Linked DNA regions of Mus musculus: region 1 is linked to region 2. A link is a loop called in an ENCODE intact Hi-C map of the cell type or tissue named here. Cell type or tissue: heart. All regions are shown on one strand. Each heading gives the region's core, and the rest is flanking DNA. Links, peaks and the distances in the headings are about the cores only.

Region 1 (6,464 bases), core at 942-5,941, 56 kb before region 2:
GGTAATGTTTCAGGAGGCAATTCTCCTTGGTAGTGCAGTGGGAGTAAAAGAGATTGAAAATAAAAATTTTCCACTAAGGCAAATGGCAGCTGAGCTGCAGCTGACAAAGGGTTAACAGAGCTTCAGGTCCTGCTGCCCTTAGCTGTTTAATTGTTGTAAGCCAGGGAAGTAGTTGCAGGCCAGAGCTTTGCTACAGAAGCCTCATTTGTCAAAGACCTTTCAGAAAGTGACTCTAACTGAATGGATTTATACAGAAACCAAGAATTGGGTTTGTTTCCCAAATGCAAGTGACTTGAACCCTCTTGACTTATCCCTCAAAAGAAATTCTCTACAAAATTCCCTTTCATATATTAATACATCATTACCCCAATACCAAAATAAACATACCACAGACAAAGAAATGGTGGCCTTTGAAAACTATTTGTGTGTGTGTGTGTGTGTGTGTGTGTGTGTGTGTGTGTGAGTGAAGCAGGGACTTTAAACTTGAGCATGTAATTACAATCCCCAGGGAAACCTTTTTATCCTATTGCTAACTCCACCTTGTCCTCTTGGAGTAGGTCTAGGTAGGGTCCAGGAATTAGGATTCTAACAGTTTCTAAGTTGTACTGAAACTTTTTTGTTCTGAACTGCTTGAGAGACCCACTGTCCTTTTAACTGTACACTGCCTTCTCTCTGTGTTAACAGTTTATGCTCATGCACATACATACCACCGTAAACAAGTCCTACAAAAACACCAAATATTAACAGATATTTTGAATATTCTGTGTATCTGTCATATAAACCCTTCGAAGCTCACATCATTGCCTCAATTAGAAATTCAATCAGCCCAAACCCAACTCTCAACATGTGTCCTTAAGTATTTTTCTACCTGACTGAATCCAAATTAACTGGTATCAAACTGATGATGATTGTAATGGCCCATCAGGTAAAGGTGCTTGTGATATGAGCAACCTGAGTGTGAGTCCCAGAGTCTGCTAACAGTGGATAGAGAGAATTAACTCCACAGGGCCATCCTCTGACCCATTGAGGCATGCCACTTGTGCCCATACACAAGTCATATCTTCATGCACCTAGGCACACACACACACACAAATAGTAAAGGTTTAAAAATTGACTGGCCTTCATATCTTGGTCAATGTCATAGATAGATAGATAGATAGATAGATAGATAGATAGATAGATATGATATTATATATTGCAGATATATACATATATGTCACATATATACATGTATATGTCATATATATGTATTGATGTGACATATATACAGATAAATAAACATAAAAATACATACAAACACACACATATTACATATTTGTACCAATTCTAATTCTAAACAGAAGAGTATAGCTTTTCTTTCTCCTTATGTTACTTGGAACAACAATAACAAAATGTTACTCAAGAAATTTAGCAAAATCAACCTGCCCCCAAAAATATTCCAGTTCTTCCTGGATACACAAAGAGCACAAGATAAGCCAGGTCCCTGACCTACAAAGCCCAGAACAGTCTTGAGCAGACTAAGGCCCATGTAAATATCAAATGTAAGCACCACCAACTGTTTTTGTGGTGGTGGTGATGGTTATAGGGATACTAGAAGTGGGATTTGGTGATTTGTTGTTTGTTTGTTTGTTCATCTTGGTCATTGCCAATGGAAATAGAAACAAGAGATAACATATACCCATACTTCCTAAGCCTTAGAGAAAATCAGCTGGAGGGGATGGTCAAGAACATGCAATGCTGCTGTTCAACTTCTGACCCAGCTCATCTCAAATGAAGCCAAAGATCCAAGTTCTCAAGTGATATCAGAAATGCTGGTCTCTTCTTATCAGGACCTGTCGTGCTGCAGCAATGGAACAGGTCTCCCTTTAACAAGCCACACACATCTAATCACCCACCGGGAGGGAGGCCTCCCTGCGTTTCTCAGCCATGACTACCAACCAAGCCAACCCATCAGCTGAAGCAGCCACCTGAGCTAGCCAGACTCTCTCCTCTTCACGGTTACCTGCCAGAACTCTCCTCCTACCCTTTTCTCTCTGGCCCCTGGGCCAGAGTCCACCCTAGTTCTCAGCTCAGAGTCCCCACCAGTTCTCAGCTCATCTATGACATTCTGAAGCTTCTGAGATGTCTGAGAACAAGAACCTGACATCCTTGGCCTGCATGCGGCCCAGGGACCCCAGAACCAGCTCTTCTGCAGTACCCAGCAGAGCCTGTGGTGCCAGAGAGTAAGATCCCGGCTCCTGCAATTCCATAGGGACCACAGACTGCAGCTTCTTCACCCCCAGAGCAGGATTCCACAGCTTCTCACAGTCCAATGCCCACCCGGCAGTACCCTGGGGTCCACATAGTCAAGCTCCCACATCTCCCTAGCCTCGAGCGGACAAAGGACCCTATTTTTGCCCCAAAGACATGCCAAGAGATTGGACTTCATATCTATTTTACTCATAGAGCATGTTCTTCACTCAAACAAGCTTATAACAAGTGTGGAAACTGTTGAGAAGGGCCAGCTCCCCTTAATGAGAATGGACCAAGTTGTTATGTTTGGTCACAAAGGTGAATTTGAAAAAAAGAATGACGTTTACATGTATACAACAGTGAATTTATTTTGATGTCCATGTGCACCAAATAGACTTTTGTGTATGAGAGATAGAGACAAAGAGACCACAAGCAAGACTGGGCAGGGTTAGTGGCTAGAGTTGAACAAGTGAAATAATAATTATTATAATAATAATTTTCTAATTATTTAAGTTTCCTGAAAAAGTAAGGAAGGGCACATGACAGAAAATGGAGAACCAGAACCAAGCCCTAGTGGGCAGAGACCATGATGGGCAGAAGAGATGTAGAGTCAATAGCTAAGTACCAGAAAAACACAACATCCATTATCTTTCACCCAAACTTCACTTTATAGCTGAGACAAACACAAAGGAGCAAGGATTAGTTCTCCTGTCCTTCAAAAATATGGGTAGGTAACCAGCTGCCTTTATAAATGTGATGGAGAACACTTCATCCTATAAATAAGTCAGACTCGATTTTTTAATATTAAAACAATGTCTTTGCTTTTAATGAGCACAACTGCCAATAGCCAGAACCACGGGTTATGAATCACTCCTGCTTCTTCCTCTGCTTCCTAATTTCCTGCTAAGGAGACAGGGCTGAATGGGGTCATTAATCTGAATTAGAAATACTGTGACCTGCTCTGACTTCCTTGCTAACACTGTGTGGCAGGACTGGAACTGTGGGGGTTTTGCTTTCTATTCTGCTCTGGGGAAGAGGTGGCGTGGGGGAGATGCTAACTAGTTTTGTCTTTATGCTTCTATTTCTCCCCAGCTAGACTTTGTACAGTCCATTTACTGTTCCAATTGCTGTTTGGGCATCTCACATTAAGCTTCTAAATTATCAGTTTCAATTCTTTCAATGTTGCTAAATGATTACCTTTGTTTAGTCCTTTTCCAGAATTCTAAAAGTTCCTCTCTGAAGGCTAAAATAATATACTTCTTCCTAATAGAGAGATGTCTTAACCATCATCAACATAGCAAAGCACCTGAGATGTTTAAACTATAAAGGATGTTTTAAAAAGGTTCACAATTTGGGACACTCTGATCAAATATGAGATTCCAGCCTCTAGTATATGGGTTGGCCAGTAGGAATGCATGGCAGAGTTCATTGCAGAACAAGTCATTCACCTTGGAGAGGAAACAAATGAAAAGAGAGGAGAGACCCCAGTCTCCAGACAAAAGGAGATAGCAAGGTATCACATACTGCCAGCTGATCAGTGACTGCTTGCTGGGCTCTACCTCCAAAAGGCTATACCATCTTCCAATACCATCTTCCTGAATACCCAACCTATGACACGAGGGTCTTTGAAGGACACTTACCTTAATCACAACAAGGAGATGTGCACTTTTTCTGTTGAACTAACATCATTCAATGACTGTGATCTGTGATGGTCAGTCATTTTGTCATCTACTAAACTGATTTTTTTTTTTAAGAATCATCGAGGAAACATGCCTCTTGACGTGTCTTCACGGGCATTTCCAGAGCTGCTTAACTGTAGAAGGAAAATCTTCCATGAATGAAGCATGATCCCATGGGTTGGGGGTTCCAGACTGAATAAAGAACAGAAACAGGAGAAGGTGAGCCAGCATCCAATACACAACTCTGTCTGCTGTTTGATTACGGAAGTAATGCGACCAGTTGCTTCATTTTCCTGACTCCAGGAATCCTACCCACTATGGACTGCACCCCTAAGATCTGGATCTAGAAGAAACATCCTTCCTTAGGCTGCTTTTGTTAGGCATTTAGTCACAGCCATGACTGTGTGGTAACCGATGTAATAGTTATCTCACTGTGGTCCTCAGAGGGAGGACGCTGAACCGAGGAGATGCATCTTCAGTAAGCCTTTTTCATCACAGACTTAGATCAGAAGCAACATAGTCAAAGGCCCTTGAGAGTCTCGGTGTGAAGATATCACTTTATAGCTGTAGAACATTTCTTTCACAAACATTTCATAGTGGACATTTGAAAATAATTAAGAGCTTCACGTTTACTAATTTACTTCCATGGCTAAATGCCTGGTAAAAATTACGCTGGACTTTATTAGGGCTAGTGAAAAGTGGGTATTACCTCCTGCACTTCTGTCCTTGTTCGTGAAACAGTCACACATTACAGCAGACAGCTAAGGAGAGTTCCACAGAGCCACCTATGTCCACAGACAGCTTCCCAGCTTGCCCACCTCCTTTCTGACTCCTGACTGATCACCCTCATTGTTGATTAGTAGAATTGGGCCAGAAGTCAAAGTGGATTTGTTGTCCCTGATGACAACCTTGGAAAGCTGCAGCATCACCTGCTTCAGCACTTACCAGAGCTGCTCATAGACTCCAAAGACAGCCAGCATCCTCTCCCATTTCCACATCCCCCACCTCCTCCTAAATGACCCAGAGTGACTGGAGCCAACTTGCTTTGAAGCCTCAGGCCTTGGTGTTTTGTTGCTGCTCTAGGACTGTGGAAAACTCAAATCATATTCTGCAGTCATTGGCCGTGGGGTCCTAAGCAGTCTAATAAGTCAATCAGTTCCTCCCAACTCCTTCCCTTTGAGCTGGCAAAAATCATTAAAATGACTTCCCTCCCTCCTCAGCTGCACTTTGTATAGCCAATTTACCTTGATTTTCATGAATCTTCTCAACTCGCTATCATTTGGAAGTGGGAGAGAGTTTAATACTTTAGCTCAGAAATGCAGAAGTTCTGTCATTGATTGAACGCCTTCTGCTTTTGACAAGTGTTGGCAAAGGAGGAGGCAACCCCTGATAGAAGTATTCCAAAAACACAGCTTCCCAAGTGCCTAACATGTACCCATTGGACCCCAAGAGCTTGGAGACACTTATGGCCTCAACAAAGGAGCAGTCATATCTCTTGTAAGAAAGTCCTGGGGGAGAACCAGGAGAAAGCACTTTACATGAATAAGAAAGTGGGAGGCACTCAGTCCAAACACAGCCACCCCCAAAACCCTGGCTGGAAAAGGAAAGTGAAAATGGCTTTCTGAGTCCCACTGGAATGCTTTCACATATAGTGGGTGATTTCTTATGGGAGTCAGTTTTGTTGAGTCTCAAGAGGGCTATGATACATCTAGCAATTTTCCCCCTCTTCCTGCAGAATCAGTGGCCCAGCCTGGATGCGTAACAAGAAGTGTTCACCATAAGGTTATTATTGAAGGGAAAGAGTTCTGACCCAGCTGAAATCCCAGCCCAGAGCTCAGGCTAACCATAGCCCAATGGAAGGACTGCATCTATAACTCTGATACTCTAGAATTACCAGAAAGTTGTGTATGTGACCCTCCTTTACCTTAGGGAAAACATCTTACATCTAACCTGTAGCCAAATTTACAGCCCATTCCTCTCCAATGACACATACTTGCACAGTCATCTGCACTTGCAATAATGTAAATGGGCTATGGTCTACATTTCCTTTATAACTGCTCCCATTCCCTCCTTTCATCATCATTTTCTAGTGAAGCAGAATCACCCTGGAGAGAATGGCATCCCAGCAGAAGAAGGTCAGAGGCAACATGGGCAGAGTCACAGGAGCCCAGGTTCAAATCCCAGTCAGCACTTTACAGTGACACGGCATCATCCTGTGTTGCCCACTGTCCACCCAGAGGGCAAAGGAGAGCCAGGATGAATAGGTTTCACTCTGGTCACCAGAAATGCTAAGGTGTTACAGCTCTTAGTGGAGCAGTAAGGAGGCTTGGGCAGCTTGCACAGGACAGGTATCTGAAATCCCATGTTTGAGGTCACCTACCATGGCAGCAACAGTGCCAGCCCAAGAGGTGGCGGCAGCAGTGTAAGCGCAGCCTTACAGGCCGGTTCAAGGTCTAGAGATGAATTTTTAAGGAGAGAGAACTCTTCCCCCAAGTATTACAACTCAGTAAAAGCAGCCACTCTCAGATGATCCCTGGTGAAATAACACATGTG
Region 2 (6,464 bases), core at 1,016-6,015:
TGGGACCCACATTATAGACAGTCAGCACAGGTTGGAAGTCCAACCCAAAAGCTTTCTTGTTGGTTGTTTTTGGGAAAACTAATCTCACATTGAGGCTCAGTTTCATCATTTCTAAGTAGGAATTCACATTGCATTTTAGGATGCTGTAAGGTTTAGGTAAAGACATGTAAATTCCTAGCACTGTGCCTGAAGATATTTATTGTGTTAGTTTTTTAGTTTCCACGTGGTTCACACAAACCAAAGTTCTATGTTAAAAGGAGGCAAAACATTAGAAGGGAGACAGATTGGTATCTAGAAAGTACAGATGTCTCTGGAAAGGTAAATAATAATAATAATAATTAATGAAGGGAAGGGTACTTGTTCATTTTAGAGACATGAATCAGCTTGTAACATGAAATTCACTGCCCAGTGTGCTCTAAAGCCAAGGCACACTGGCAACACCTAGCAGGGGGTTAGAAACAGATTCAGGGAGATACGGAATCAGCACATTTGAGCCAAGATTGAGAAATCTGTACTTGGAACAGTTGTGAAAAATCTCCATATTTAGTTATTTAATTTAGTGATATAGATACATTACCATTGTTCCAACTTAGAATTCTGCAACTGACATTTGAGATATATTGTCAGAGAAATACCAAGTGTTCTCTCCTCTCTGGTATGGCTCATGTCAAAGGAAGACAAGTGTCAATTTGAAATTTCTCTGAGGAAAGCAACATTGGTTAGCTCTAATTATATGCCTCATTTCATCAAGAAATTGCTATGAGTCAGTAGAGTAAGATTTCTTATGAGTAGAGCATGAAATAATTAAAATGGGGCTTTCTACTCGGTCATGTACACAGTCTGGGCTGGGAGGAGGTAGTATGCCATTTCACATTTTATACTTGGCAATGGAAATGCATTGCTTATAGTAGAAAGCTGGAGTCTTTCTCAGTCAGGTGAGCAGGCTTCGAAAGTTTCAGCTTGCTCTTGAACCTCTGCCTCCTTCTTTTGTGCAGCTCTGCCCCTGCTTAGACAGCAGTTCTGACCTAGTACAAAACACTGCAAAGCCAGCATTCCAAGACAAGAGTCTCCTCTTCTCCTCTCCACATTGGAGCCAGAACCAAAGCCCTATCTTGTACTCCAGACTCAGTAGTTTCTTGAAGACCCTCTTACAACTTCAAGCCTCTGAACAGAGTGACAAATGTCACAGCTGCACTTCTTACTCAGAGCAATCTGAAAAACCATCCACAGATGGTTCCCAGGTCTTAGGAGTCTGAATACTCGTGATTTTTTAATAGTGGAACTTAAAATATGACAATAGTTTGTTTTTCCTTGTAAAGAGGGTTTGGTTCTAGACATTTAAGTCTTGGGGGGTCTTCAAACTGTTATTTATTATCTATTTCATTCAATAAAAGGCACTAAATTATTAAGATGTAGAAACACAAATCAGAGCGGGAAAAGCTTCCCATACACTCATGTGTGAATGCATATGCAGGTATGTGCAGGCATGTACAGGTGTGTACACACATACATATGCATGCATACACACAAAAAGCATAATCTCATGTTATATTTTTACCATTAAAGGGCAAGATATTACACTGGAAATCCCAGTATCCACAAATGTGCATGCTGGCATCTCTGTACCCTCAAGCACCTTCCTTCCATGGCTTGGCATGGGGATAGCACAGCCTACTCCAGGTCTTGAATCTCCTAGCTACTTGCTCTTCTTAGCCTCTGTCAGGTTTGAAGGGGAAAGCCTTCACTGGAGTCTCTTGTGAGAGTGTATGGAATTCTCACATCCTGTCTGAGGCTGTACCTTCTGGGATCCTTGATATTGGATGTTCCATATTGCTCCGGCCATTACATCAGGCCCAACTCTGTACATCCCAACCACCCTCACTTCAGCTGACTAAGCATTTGGCATTTTGCTGCAATAGAATTTTCTTCAGTTACAATTTAAACTCTCTTTTGTTCTCTGTCAATCAGTGACCCTTACTGAGTTTCTATATTGTGCTAGGTGCATGGAAAACAAGCATGAAGAAATGCAGTCTATCCTCAAAGCAGTTATCAACAATTTATTTCTCCTTGGAGACCTGAAGTATCCCATATACTTTTCCCAGTGAGCCAGAGACCTAAACCACAGGCAAGTGATAGAAAGCAAACACAGAAACTAAAACTGATGCAGAGTCAAGGGCTCCCAAGGATCTTTGCAATGTGTAATCTGCATGCAAGGACATGTTGTACCCATGTTCTCCTATGGCTCTTCCATCTTCCTGCACAAATGTGACTTCCCCTCCCTCAATGTTGCTTGAATAATTTGCACATATCATCTCTCATTTAAAACTTTTCAACAACCATAAATCATACTTACCAAATCAACAAGAGGCAGAGAGAAGGAGTAGGAATATACCTACCATAGAGGGATAGCAGATAAATTCTTACCTGCCCTGCCACCAAACTAATAATGCCTGGAGCAAATCAGCTCACCCCTCCAGACCACAGCCTTCTCTTTAGAAAAACAAGTCAGTTGAAGTAACCCTGTCAGTACAAGTGGTACACACTGCATGTGCATGTGTCCTCTTAAACATTAGAACTCTATGAAATATCAAGCATCTTGGCTCATTTCATAGAAAAAGAAACTGAGGCACTGAGCAATAAAACAGATTTGGTCCAAGTTCTGTAACAAGCAAGCAGACGAGAATTAAAATACATGCCTTCTCTTTTGAGCACCTCCTCCATTGATCTCCAAGCTAGGCCATCCCCCAGTAGATGAGATTTACTGGTACTAATGACCTCCTTGGTGCTCATTTTATTCAGGTCTGTATGTGTAGAATGACTGCTGAGAGCTCATATCACATAGACTTTAGACCAGCTCAGCAAAGAGCATACAGAAAGAAAACTATGAATCAGGACTTCATCATCCTGAGACTAAAATAAACATCCTCCAAATGTTTTCTCAGGTACTTTAGAGAACAGCTGCATCCTGTGGAAGCAGAGAAGGAAACAGCAGCATCCACTAGAAAGCAACACTGGGAGTCAAGACATGACAATATCCAAATAAAAGCTCAGAATATGGCTTATTCTCCAGACCAAGGCCATAACGTAGTGCTCTCACCCCCATCACCAAACCAGGTCTCATGTTCTCTAGGACTTTTTCTTTGATTTAGCAGGGAGCCACTAAATCCATAGGAGTGACAGAATAGAGCCCTCCCTCCCCTTGACATTCTTTCTCTGAGCACCTTGGTGGATATTGGGTCTCTTGTAACAACACTATAATGTCTTGCTGCAATTGAGGTCATGGCCTTGCACAGCCCTTGAAGCACAGGTGCTTGTGGGCTGGGGCTTGCTATATGATGAACTACATCTCTAGCCAACTAAAGAGTAGTCTCATCTTACAGCATCTGCTAGCATCTCCTCCTGCTTCCTCTGCCACAACAAATAGCAGAACCATTGCTTCAAATGCCACCTGTAATATCCTAGTCCATGAAGCAGCTGCTTCTTGCTAGGACACACGGTGCTTTCCCATCAAGCCCTGCCCCCACCCTCCCCTCCTTCTGGCACAGACTTCTGAGCCTTCTGGCTCTGCTGTCATCTGTTCCAGGATGCCTTTCCTGTCCCTGAGCAACACGAACAGCTTTTCTCAGGGTCCACAGGGAATTTCCTGTGCTTTCCTCACAATTTTGCTCTTCAATGTGGTTTCTCCACATCTGGTCTGTGTTTTCCTCTTCAAAGAGCTTAGAGCAGTGCCTGTCCCCTGTAAATATCTGCTTGATTTTTCAAACAGCCTTCCTCCAATCATTAGAAGAATACAGTCTGTAAATATACAAAATAAAAGTAGGGATCCTTTGACTTTTGTTTTTTCACTCTCAAATTGTTCAGTTGTGAAAAAAAAAAACCCTACTTTAAAATAAATTGTTGACTGACAGAGATGATGAGAAAGGTGAGAAAAGGCTTGCTGTAACAATTATGTACACGGCCTGTCTCAAGTTTCTGAGTACATACATGCCAAGCCAAGACCTGCTAATTGGACCTCCAGCACATCAAGGTCCTTGCTGCACAGCTGCTGTTTACCCCAGCTCCAGAAGAATATGAGCAAAGTAGCCAACACCAGAAGGCATCCATGCTCTATTGGGCATTTCATCACCCTTGCCAAGATAGAGGTTCAACAAAGGCAAGAGCAGCTGGTGTGTTTTGTCACCCACCACTCCACACATACCTCTAACTTCAGTTGAAAACCAAGAGTGTTATTCAGAATTTTGACAGAGAATTGTTTAAACAATTCTGATGGAAAAGGTAAACTTTTCCTCTAGAGACATCAAAGTTGGTAAATGTGAAAATTCTCCCAGGATTTTCATGCCTCAGAATTTCTTATACTAATACCCTGTGTGCTAGTGTGAGGTGCCTGAAAACCATTAGTAGTGTGGACATTGTTTCTGACAGCCAGATGTATAGGTCTACAGGGGAGGAACTAGAGGAAATTGTGTGAGGCATTGCTTTGAAGATTATGTCCTGGGAGCATGGAGCCTGAGGGTGTCCTGCTGCATATAGGTGAATACAGGCTATCTTTGGACTTATGAATGACCTGCCAGCAAACTTTGATTAGTGTTCACTTGATCAAAGGCAGGAGTTACTGAATGGCAAAGGGACCTCCTTCACCACAAAACACCAAGAACTTTAGCAAAGGATCACTTTTTAACAAGTGGATAGACTTTTTGTTCCCTAATTCATCTTTCTTGACTTTTTAATGTTATATATACCATATTTTTGTTCCTGTACTGTGCCATTCAGTAAGCCTTGAATGTCGGGAGAACTGAATGGAGCTCAAGCACTGAGCCCTTAATAAGGATGAAGGTCCAAATGTGACTGTGTTGAGAATCAACAGAGCATTGCCTTTCTCACATGTTTCTTTACCCATAGAAGCTTGTGCCTTGCAGGTTCCAAAGCTAGAAGGCCTAAGGTGAGAGGGTGACACTGAAAATCACAGCTCCCTGAGAGCACCAGCGCAGGGAATGGAGGGACAATTGCAGAGAGACAGTTTCATTCCATAAAATGTCAAATTGCACAGTAGTAACTATAGCAGCAATAGCTAGAAGATGTGAATAAGAATGGGACTTTCCCTAGTCCACTTTCCTAAAGCAGACTTCTGGAAGGAGTACCCCATTGTCCATCGACCTTTGACAGACAAACCCAGGGGGCCGAATTGCATACTCCTTCCCCTGAGTTCATTTTCCAAGCATTATAATCAATTGGACACTAGTTGTCAATTTCTACACCTTCCTTTTGTCTCAACATATTCTAAGGCACTACGTAATGGTTGTAGTTAGGAGCACCCTTTAGGTTGTGTATAAGAGGGTTAACAGTACATTAGCATGCCCACTATCAATCAGAAAATTGCAGGTCAGCTCCTTGAATGATATGTTGCTGAGCACATTAAATTCTTGAACTCAGCAAAAATATGCAAACACTTTTACTCCTGAAATTATGGTTTAGGAGGGTGGAGTAAATGGACAGTAAGGAGGATGATCAATTTAGAATGGTTTAAATGGAACAATAATGGATTGCTACTTTTTCATCTTATCTAGTGTAGAAACTAAGTGCCCATGCTATCATTTTAGTATGAAGGAGATGGTGATGAGTAAGAAATCAAAAATAACTTTCTCGGCCTCTGCTTATGTGGCAGTACTTAAGCACCTGGGACACACACAGTGCCTTGACAGGGAGCCAATAGATATTTACCAACTGATAGCACTGGAACAAAGTGAAGAACAAATCGTTCTCCTTTCTTCTGGACATTGTAGACTTCACTTTCCATCTAAGCTTATGCAACTCCGGGCTCTGGTTACCATAGATTCCAAAGTTTATTATTAACCTCCCATGTAGTACTCCTGAGTGACTCTCCATGACACTACTCTCCACACCAAATAGAATACACATCCCTCTGTACTCTAGAGTCTATATTTTCTATAAGATGAAATCAAGAAAGCCCTGCACTGAGAACTAATCGCATCCTCTATTTTCTATTCCATATTGGCTGGCCCCCATAAATTTTGGTGAAAATAATGACTGGTCTGTTTTTTAGAGAAAGTTTGCTGGCCCTCTTTTTGAGATAAAAAATAAAAAACAAAACTTAAGCTCTCTTCTTTTAAAACTTGAAGTACTCTTGGGTATGAAATTTAAACACATAAATCCATAAATTTAGTCCATGTTGTTATGGGTAATTCTGTGGGAGCACATAGTCTATGTGCAATCCACTTTTCTCTTTGAAGAGTAAATGAGGATGCCCATTTTAGTACAGCTAGTTCCTCCACAACATGCAAGATCATCTCAAACTATAAATTCTATTTTAGAAATAGATATAGAATAGACTTTTCAAACAGATGTATACAGCATATACTCAATATTGACATGTGAAATGTCCTTTTAACTATGACTAAGATACTGTCATCAAGTGTGACATTAGTTAGCTGCATCAGCGACCTGAG

The links. Hi-C counts contacts between places; a loop is a spot of excess contacts. Peaks named below come from ENCODE experiments on the same cell type or tissue, not always from the same donor. Only the 100,000 strongest peaks of a DNase experiment are listed, where the experiment ranks them.
Region 1: a loop joins it to region 2, with 2.0 times the contacts of the local background. A loop is called at or near these places in 2 of 42 quality-filtered maps.

The regions. Positions count from the first base shown.
Region 1 is chr11:28,633,780-28,640,243 of GRCm38, forward strand. It overlaps Gm34075 (a long non-coding RNA gene), which reads right to left and starts at 4,092. Exons shown (of 3, transcript XR_381118.2): 1 at 3,873-4,092. In heart, for the core only: no CTCF peak of the experiment used is centred there; no DNase peak of the experiment used is centred there.
Region 2 is chr11:28,689,447-28,695,910 of GRCm38, forward strand. It overlaps 2810471M01Rik (RIKEN cDNA 2810471M01 gene), which reads left to right. Exons shown (of 3, transcript NR_045906.1): 3 at 2,943-3,830. Among named protein-coding and RNA genes, the nearest start is that of 2810471M01Rik, 11 kb to the left of the region's middle. In heart, for the core only: no CTCF peak of the experiment used is centred there; DNase peaks (open chromatin) are centred at 3,565 and 4,055; H3K27ac peaks cover 640 bases.